Regions from separate parts of the Homo sapiens genome. Here region 2 is linked to region 1. Evidence: read pairs that join two places in POLR2A ChIA-PET (ENCODE). Cell type or tissue: B cell. All regions are shown on one strand. Links, peaks and the distances in the headings refer to the core of each region. The heading gives the core; the rest is flanking DNA.

Region 1 (4,383 bases), core at 146-4,145:
GCAGGTATGTGCACAGTGAAGCGAAGCAGGTCCTCTGCCCCCTTTCGCCGCTCCTCGATCACTGAGGCTTCAAACCGGCCTACGGCCCCCAGGACAAGGAACAGGGGAGAGTGGCGGTGACCCACAGGGGCTTCTGCCCCAAGGCCACTTTTCCTGGTCCTGCCTGAGATGCTCTGAGCAACTCACTGCCCTCCTACCCATTCTCCCAGCAATCTGCCCTGGTTCCTCCTGGGGTGAGGTAGGGGCTTCCAGGAGGGATCAATTTCCCTATTCATTCATTTGCCAGATGTTTACTGAGCACCTACTATATGCTAGACTCAGAAGGTGAACAGGGGAGGAACCAGTCTCTGCCCTTGTGAATATCATATCCTACCCAGGGGGAGCTAGGCAGTTAACAAGAAACAAAAGCATTTCTGATGGCTTTGATCTAATGAGAAAAGTAAGGCTCAGAGAGGGAAAGTGACTTGCCCAAGGTCACAAAGCAAGGAGCCCCCGTTTATTTTTTGAGAAAAGGACTGGCTGTGTTACCCAGGCTGGTGTGCAGTGGCACGATCTCAGCTCACTGCAACCTCTGCCTCCTGGGATCAAGCCGCCCTCCCGCCTCAGCCTCCCAAGTAGCTGGGACTATAGGTGCACACAATCATGCCTGGCTAATTTTTGTATTTTTTGTAGAGATGGGGTTTTACCATGTTGCCCAGGCTGGTCTTGAACTCCTGAGCTCAAGTGATTACCTTGCCTTGGCTTCCCAAAGCACTGAGATTACAGGTGCGAGCCACAGTTTCACTGCTCTGTCCTAGGTATTTTGCAGAGCAGGCTAACTCTGGTCCAGTTACTGTGCGGCCAGTCTGTGGTACTTCCCCACTGGCCTGGCATAACCTGACAGCAGCAATCCTTTACCTTGCTTCAAAAGAACATCTCGGCCAGGTGCGGTGGCTCACACCTATAATCCCAGCGTTTTAGGAGGCCGAGGCAGGTGGATCACTTGAGGTTAGGAGTTCGAGACCAGCCTGGCCAACATGGTGAAACCCTGTCTCTACTAAAAATAAAAAAAAATTAGGTGTGGTGGCGCACACTACTTGGGTGGCTACTTGGCTATTTGGGAGGCTGAGGCAGGAGAATCGCTCAAACCTGGGAGGCAGAGTTTGCAGTGAGCTGATATCATGCCACTGGACTCCAGCCTGGGTGACAGAGTGAGACTCTGTCTCAAAAAACAAAAACAAAAACCAATAACAAAAAAGAACATCTCACATGAGTATGCAGACCCAAGCAACTGGTCAGCACTGTCTAATACAGATATGAGCTACATATGCAATTTTAAATTTTCTAGCAGCTAGATTAAATAATAGGAAAAAAGAAACAATTTTTTTTTTTTTTTTTTTTTTGAGACGGAGTCTCACTCTGTCGCCTGGGCTGGAGTGCAATGGCACACTCTTGGCTCACTGCAACCTCTGCCTCCCAGGTTCAAGCGATTCTCCTTCCTCAGCTTCCTGAGTAGCTGAGATTACAAGCACTTGCCACTACACTCAGCTAATTATTTGTATTTTTAGTAGGGACGGGGTTTCACCACGTTGGCCAGGCTGGTCTCAAACTCCTGATCTCGTGATTCGCTTGCCTCGGCCTCCCAAAGTGCTGGGATTACAGGTGTGAGCCATCACACCTAGCCACAAGTTAATTTTAATATTTTATTTAACCCAATATATCCCAAATATTCTCATTGCAACATGTAATCAATATACTAAGTATTGAGATGGGCCGGGTGCAGTGTCTCACGCCTGTAATCCCAGCACTTTGGGAAGCCAAGGCGGGCAGGTCAGCTGAGGTCAGGAGTTCAAGACCAGCCTGGCCAATATGATGAAACTCTGTCTCTACTAAAAATACAAAAATTAGCCAGGCGTGGTGGTGCACACCTGTTATCCCAGCTACTGGGGAGACTGATGCAAGAGAATCCCTTGAACCTGGAAGGTGGAGGTTGCAGTGAGCCAAGACAGCGCCACTGTACTCCAGCCTGGGTGACAAAGTGAGGCTGTCAACAACAACAAAAAAGAAAAAGGAAAATAAAATGGAGCTGATAAAGACAGGATTTTTTTTCCTTTGAGATGGAGTTTTGCCTTGGCCTCCCAAAGTGCTAGGATTACAGGCGTGAGCCACACGCCTGGCCCAACAGGAATGTTAAAAGGTGAAATACACAGTAAGGGTTAGGCTACTCTGAGCCTCAGTTTCCCCATCTGTCAAATGAGGTCATCTCTAAGGGCCCTTCCAAACATGACTCTGCCCAGGGTTTCAGGCCCTCTCTATCCAGCCCCCACTGGCGGAGGTCCCCTTTTGCCCAATGCTCCCTCCATCTTTGGCCCGAGTGCCCCAATCTAACACTCACCAAACACCTGGGCCCGGGGGAAAGCAGGGAACTCCTCGAGGCGGCGGAAGAGGTTGCGGTGGGTGTAGGCCAGGTCTCCATGCAGCTTGCGGAAGTCGCTGTACCGCTTCCAGACCACCACCTATGAGGTACATGAGACTTGCCCAGAACCAGCAATGGTGGGAGGCAGCCGCCCCCATGCCTAGCCTGCCCCCAGGGGGCGTGAGGATCAGGAAGCAGCTGCAGCAGCCCCTCGCCCAGGGACAGGGAGGAAGGAGGGCCGATGTCCAAGCAGAGTTACCAGCTGCCCCTTGACAGTTTCCAGATCTGGAACTGCAGAACAGTCCCTCTTCCTCCCAGGAGCCTCACCTCTTTGACATCCTCTGGGTCCTTCTTTGAGATGAACTGAGAAAGAAAGGCAAGAGCTGGTTGAGACCAGAGACTGCCATCTGACACCCTCTCACCCTGTAATGCCCCAGGTGCCTCCTAGTCCCCCTCACGGGGCAGTAGCCTTTGGCCATTGGCCTCTGGCATCAAGGCACCCTGGCTTTAAGCCTTCGCGTGTAATTTTAGCAACTTTTCCTACTATGTACCTCAGTTTCTCCATCTATCAAATAGGAGGACCCCTAAAGGCCCATTTGGACTGCTCCAACCTCAGCCCAACTTTTTTTTTTTTGAGATGGAGTCTCGCTCTGTCGCCCAGGCTGGAGTGCAGTGGTACACTCTCGGCTCACTGCCACCTCTGCCTTCAGGGTTCAAGCGATTTTCCTACCTCAGCCTCCCAAGAAGCTACAGACATGCACCACCACGCTTGCTAATGTTTGTATTTTTAGTAGAGATGGGGTTTCCCCATGTTGGCCAAGCTGGTCTGGAACTCATGACCTCAAGTGATCCGCCCGCCTCAGCCTCCCAAAGTGCTGGGATTACAGGCGTGAGCACCCGGCCATCAGCCCAATTTTTATCCCAGTTCCTTGAACAGACCAAGTCCCTCCATCTACTTCTGAAACCAAAGAACCCCAAGCCTCCAAAGAAGGGAGGTTCTGCCTCAGGAACCTCCTTCCCTGCGGGAGAAGATCCTGCGCTTCAGCGCCCTGGACACAGAAGAAACCATCACTGGAGTTGAAGTCCCTGGAAGGGCAGACTTGGGTCTGAGGTGAAAACAAGATTCAGTTTTCATCGTTATGTTCATAATAATTTTAAAATAATGTCCTATGGTTTGGGGTACTTGACAGTTTAATAACATCTCCTATGCCAGGCACGGTGGCTCACACCTGTAATGCCAGCACTTTAGGGGGCCCAGGTGGGCAGAGCACTTAAGTCCAGGAGTTTGAGGCCAGCCTGGGCAACATAGTGACACCCAGTATCTGCAAAAAATACAAAAAATTAGCTGGGTGTGGTGGCGTGACACACCTGTAGTCCCAGCTACTTAGAAGGCTGAGGTGGGAGGATCACTTGAGCATGTTAAGCAGAGGTTGCAGTGAGCTGAGATTGCACCACTGCACTCCAGCCTGGAGAGAGTGAGACCCTGTCTCTCACACACTAAATAAATAAATAAAAACATCTATTTCTTATCCTAGATCCCACTGAGGCAGACATAATTGACATGCCCACTTAAGAGATGAGGAAATGGAGGCTCTGAGAGGTGTGGCCATAGTAGACCACACACTAAGTAAGAAAGATGGCTGGGACTAAAACCCTGGACTTTGCTTTTGACAACAGAGACTTGCCTAAAATATTCTGGTAAAAGAAACTATTTAAAAGCCATTGAGTGGCCAGGTGTGGTGTCTCATGCCTGTAATCCCAGCACTTTGGGAGGCCGAGGTGGGAGAATCACTTGAGGTCAGGAGTTCGAGACCAGCCTGGCCAACCAACATGGTGAAATCCTGTCTCTACTAAAAATACAAAAATTAGCCAGGCGTGGTGGCAAGTGCCTGTAGTCCCAGCTACTCAGGAGGCTGAGGCAGGAGAATCACTTGAACCCAGGAGGCAGAGGTTGCAGTGAGCTGAGATCATGCCACTGCACTCCAGCC
Region 2 (4,383 bases), core at 196-4,195, 58 kb after region 1:
GTTTCACAGCCTTACTGTGAGTCAGACACCCAACACACAGAGAGGGAGTGGTAAACTGAAGACTGAATTACACTACCCTAAGGGTGGGGGCAGATCCCCCTGTCCCTACCCCCAGGGTTGCCTCTCTGAGTCAAGTCATTTCAATTCCCCATGGCCCCGTCAGACCAGTCTCTGGCTGGTCAGATTTTCTGAGCTGAGGCCCGTTGCCTGGCAGGTAATTGACCTGGGAAGCCCAAAGGGAGGTGGTAGGGGTTGGGGAGCCCCAGGTGCTGCAGGAAATGGAGCTGTTGATTAAGTGGCTCCTTCCCTCAGCCTTGGAGGCTGGGAAGCTGCACAGGCCCAAGAAGCAGCAGCAGCTCTCTAAGGAACAAGACCTGGTTCTGACCCTCTTGGGGAGATCATGGGTCTGCAGAGCATTTCCCTAAGAGCTTCAGGGGCTGGCTGTTAATGGGGGCCCTATTCCCAGCACTCAATTCTTCCTCAGTAGGTGCTAGGCTTCTTCCTAGGACAGGATTTGTTTTGTTCTCTGGGGCTCTCAGACTGAACTGCTTAGGGGGAGGAAAGCCAGTTACAGAATGTGACAATGTGACCAGGGCCCCTCTGAGAAGCCTTTCTGGGAGTCCCTGGGAGAAAGGGACCAGGAGAGGGCCGGGCATGGTAGCTCACACCTGTAATCCCAGCACTTTGGGAGGCCGAGGCAGGCGGATCACCTGAGATCAGGAGTTCCAGACCAGCCTGGCCAACATGGTGAACACCCGTCTCTACTAAAAATACAAAAATTAGCCGGGTGTGGTGGTGCACACTTGTAATCCCAGCTACTTGGGAGGCTGAGGCAGGAGAACTGCTTGAACCCAGGAGGCAGAGGTTGCAGTGAGTCGAGATTGTACCACTGCTCTCCAGCCTGGGCAACAGCGAGACTCCATCTCAAATAAATAAATAAATAGCCCAGGCACAGTGGCTCACGCTTGTAATCCCAGCACTTTGGGAGGCCGAGGTGGGTGGATCACCAAAGGTCAGGAGTTAAAGACCAGCCTGGCCAACACGGCAAAACCCCATCTCTACTAAAAATACAAAAAAAATTAGATAGGCCTGGTGGTGGGTACCTGTAATCTCAGCTACTTGGGAGGCTGAGGCAGGAGAGTTGCTTGAACCCAGGAGGCAGAGGGTGCAGTGAGCCGAGATCGTGCCATTGCACTCCAGCCTGGGCGACACTGGAACGACACTCTGTCTCAAAAATAAATAAATTAATTAAAATAAATAAAGGGACCAGGAGAGGGTAAAGTAATCCTGCCTCCAAGTCAAAGGAGTGGGACAGTAGTCAAGACCAAGGACATCCCTTGAAGGGTCAGGTGGTCAGATGGTTGTGATAAAGCACAGGATTCATGGTCCCTTGAGAGTGTCCCCGCCAGAGCTTGATTCTCAGAAGCACTTGAACTATACCCACAGCCACATGTAAAGAATGTTTCATCCAAAGTTTATCTGAGTATGGTCCCTTCTACCAGCAGCAGCAGCACCTGGGAACTTACTTGTTCAAAAGGCAAATTCTCAGACCCCCAGATCTACTAAATCAGAAACTTGGGGGCTCGGTCCAGCAATCTACAAGCCCTCTAGGTAGTTCTGATGCATGCCCACGTTTGAGAACTAATACTGGTGTAATCTGACAGGACTCCAGAGCTGGATTGCCCAGTAAACTTCCTTCATTTGAAAATTCATCAACATTCATCAAACATGGGTTAGCACCTTCTATGTGCTAGATCCCTTGTCAAGCCACATAAGAAGCCCAAAGTGGCCGGGTGCGGTGCCTCACACCTGTAATCCCACTACTTCAGGAGGCCAAGGCGGGCAGATCACGAGGTCAGGAGATCGAGACCATCCTGGCTAACACGGTGAAACCCCGTCTCTACTAAAAATACAAAAAATTAGCCAGGTGTCGTGGTGGATGCCTGTAGTCCCAGCTACTCAGGAGGCTGAGGCAGGAGAATGGCGTGAACCCGGGAGGCAGAGCTTGCAGTGAGCCGTGATCGCACCGCTGCACTCCAGCCTGGGCGACAGAGGGAGACTCCGTCTCAAAAAAAAAAAAAAAAAAAAAAAGCCCAAAGTGGTGTAAATTGCAGTTCCCACCCTCCAAGCAGACTGGCCAGTCAATACAAGGAAAGGCAAAAAAAAAAAAGGGACCTGATCTTCTGGCTAGGGGGATTACAGAGGGCTTCTCAGAGGAGGTGGCATTTGGGCTGGGCCTTGAAGGATAAGTAAGAATAAGCAGGCAGAAAATGAAAATGAAAATGAAAATGAAGAAGCCAGGTTCCAGGAACTTTTTTTTTGCGGGGGGACTCGATGTGTCCCCCAGGCCAGACTGCAGTGGCATGATCACAGCTCACTGCAGCCTTGGACCCCTGGGCTCAAGCAATCCTCCCCCTCAGCCTCCTGAGTAACTGGGAATACAGGCATGCACTTCTATGTCTGGCTATTTTTTTTATTTTTTTGTGGAGATGGAGTCTTACTATGTTGCCCAGGCGAGTCTTGAACTCCTGGCCTCAAGAGATCCTCCTGTCTCCCAACGTGTTGGGATTACAGGTGTGAACCATCACGCCTGGCCTCAGGAACATATTTCTGAGACCAAAATCCAACTTTTAAGAGCATCTTATTGCTGTAGGGATAAATTCAAGTACCTCAAGTACCTCAGCACAAGCTTCTTCGTAGTCTAGCCCCTGTGTCTCCCCTCAACCATATCTCCTGCCACTCCACACCTGTTTCTTTCTTTTTCTTTTCTTTCTTTCTTTCTTTTTTTTTTTTTTTTTTTGAGATGAAGTTTCACATTTTTTGCCCGGGCTGGAGTGCAATGGTGCAGTCTCAGCTCACTGCAACCTCCACCCCCCGATTTCAAGTGATTCTCCTGCCTCAGCCTCCAAGTAGCTGGGATTAAGGTGCATGCCACCTTGCCTGGCTGATTTTGTGGTGTGTTTTTTGTTTGTTTTAGTAGAGACAGGGTCTCACCATGTTGGCCAGGCTGGTCTCAAACTCCTGACCTCAGGTGATCTGCCCGCCTCCGCCTCCCAAAGTGCTGGGATTACAGGTGTGAGCCACTGCACACGGCCACCTGTTTCTTATAGTTAAGTAACACTGAACTTCTTGGAGACAGACACACACACAGCATGCTATTTTTTGTTGCCAGGCTTTTGCCATGTGCTGGCTGGCTTGACAGATCTGGTATATGTGCTTTGAATTCTGTTGTCATCTGCGAGCGTTGCTGTTGAAATGTTCCAGTATGGCAGGCTAAGTCTGAATCCATACGAGTCTCTTTAGCACTGTAAATTGTTTCTGAGTTAGGGTATAGGTTTATTAATTCTCAAGAATCCCAAGGGCCCATAAAAAGGTGCTCAACGTTATTAGTCGTTAGGGAAATGCAAATTAAATCTATAACTAGATACCACTACACATCTATTAGGATGGCAAAAAATTTTTAACTGAAAATATCAAGTGCTGGCAAGGATGCAGAGCAATTCTCACACTCTGCTGACGGGAGTGCAGAATGGTACAGCCACTCTGGAAAACTGCTTCGCAGTTTCTTTCTTTCTTTTTTTTTTTTTGAGATGGAGCCTCACTCTGTAGCCCAGGCTGGAGTGCACTGGAGTGATCTCAGCTCACTGCAACCTCTGCCTCCCAGGTTCAAGCAATTCTCCTGCCTCAGCCTCCAGAGTAGCTGGGATTACAGGCACGTGGCCACCATGCCCAACTCTAATTTTCGTATTTTTAGTAGAGACGTAGTTTCACCATGTTGCCCAGGCTGGTCTTGAACTCCTGACCTCGTGATTTGCCTGCCTTGGCCTCCCAAAGTGCTGGGATTACAGATGTGAGCCACCGCGCCCAGGCCCCCACTCCCCCCGATTTTTTTTTCTTTTTTGAGACGGAGTTTTGCTCTTGTTGCCCAGGCTGGAGTGCAATGGTGTGATCTCAGCTCACTGCAAGCTCTGCCTCCCGGGTTCAAGAGATTCTTGTGCTTCAGCCTCCCGAGTTGCAGGGATTACAGGTGTGCCCCACCGTGCCTGGCTAATCTTGTTTTTGCTTTGTTTTGTTTGAGACGGAGTCTTGCTCTGTCGCCCAGGCTAGAGTCCAGTGGCGCAATCTCGCAAACTCGGCTCACTGCAAGCTCCGCCTACCGAGTTCACGCCATTCTCCTGCCTCAGCCTCCTGAGTAGCTGGGACTACAGGCGCCCGCCACCACGGCTAGTTTTTTGTATTTTTTGTTATTTTTAGTAGAGACGGGGTTTCACCGTGTTAGCCAGGATGGTCTGGATCTCCTGACCTCGTGATCTGCCCTCCTCGGCCTCCCAAAGTGCTGGGATTACAGGAGTGAGCCACCGCGCCTGGCTAAGCTTGTATTTT

Evidence for each region. ChIA-PET counts read pairs that join two places held together with the same protein. Peaks named below come from ENCODE experiments on the same cell type or tissue, not always from the same donor. Only the 100,000 strongest peaks of a DNase experiment are listed, where the experiment ranks them.
Region 2: POLR2A ChIA-PET joins it to region 1 with 6 read pairs; 5 of 35 experiments call an interaction of 5 or more read pairs at or near these places.

Annotation. Positions count from the first base shown.
Region 1 is chr11:65,030,543-65,034,925 of GRCh38, reverse strand. It overlaps SNX15 (sorting nexin 15), which reads right to left. Exons shown (of 8, transcript NM_013306.5): 2 at 2,723-2,758; 3 at 2,375-2,495; 4 at 1-79. ARL2-SNX15 (ARL2-SNX15 readthrough (NMD candidate)) reads right to left here. Exons shown (of 11, transcript NR_037650.2): 5 at 2,723-2,758; 6 at 2,375-2,495; 7 at 1-79. Among named protein-coding and RNA genes, the nearest start is that of SNX15, 5.3 kb to the right of the region's middle. In B cell, for the core only: no CTCF peak of the experiment used is centred there; no DNase peak of the experiment used is centred there.
Region 2 is chr11:64,972,660-64,977,042 of GRCh38, reverse strand. No RefSeq gene overlaps it. Among named protein-coding and RNA genes, the nearest start is that of MAJIN, 2.7 kb to the right of the region's middle. In B cell, for the core only: no CTCF peak of the experiment used is centred there; DNase peaks (open chromatin) are centred at 2,392 and 2,512; H3K27ac peaks cover 711 bases.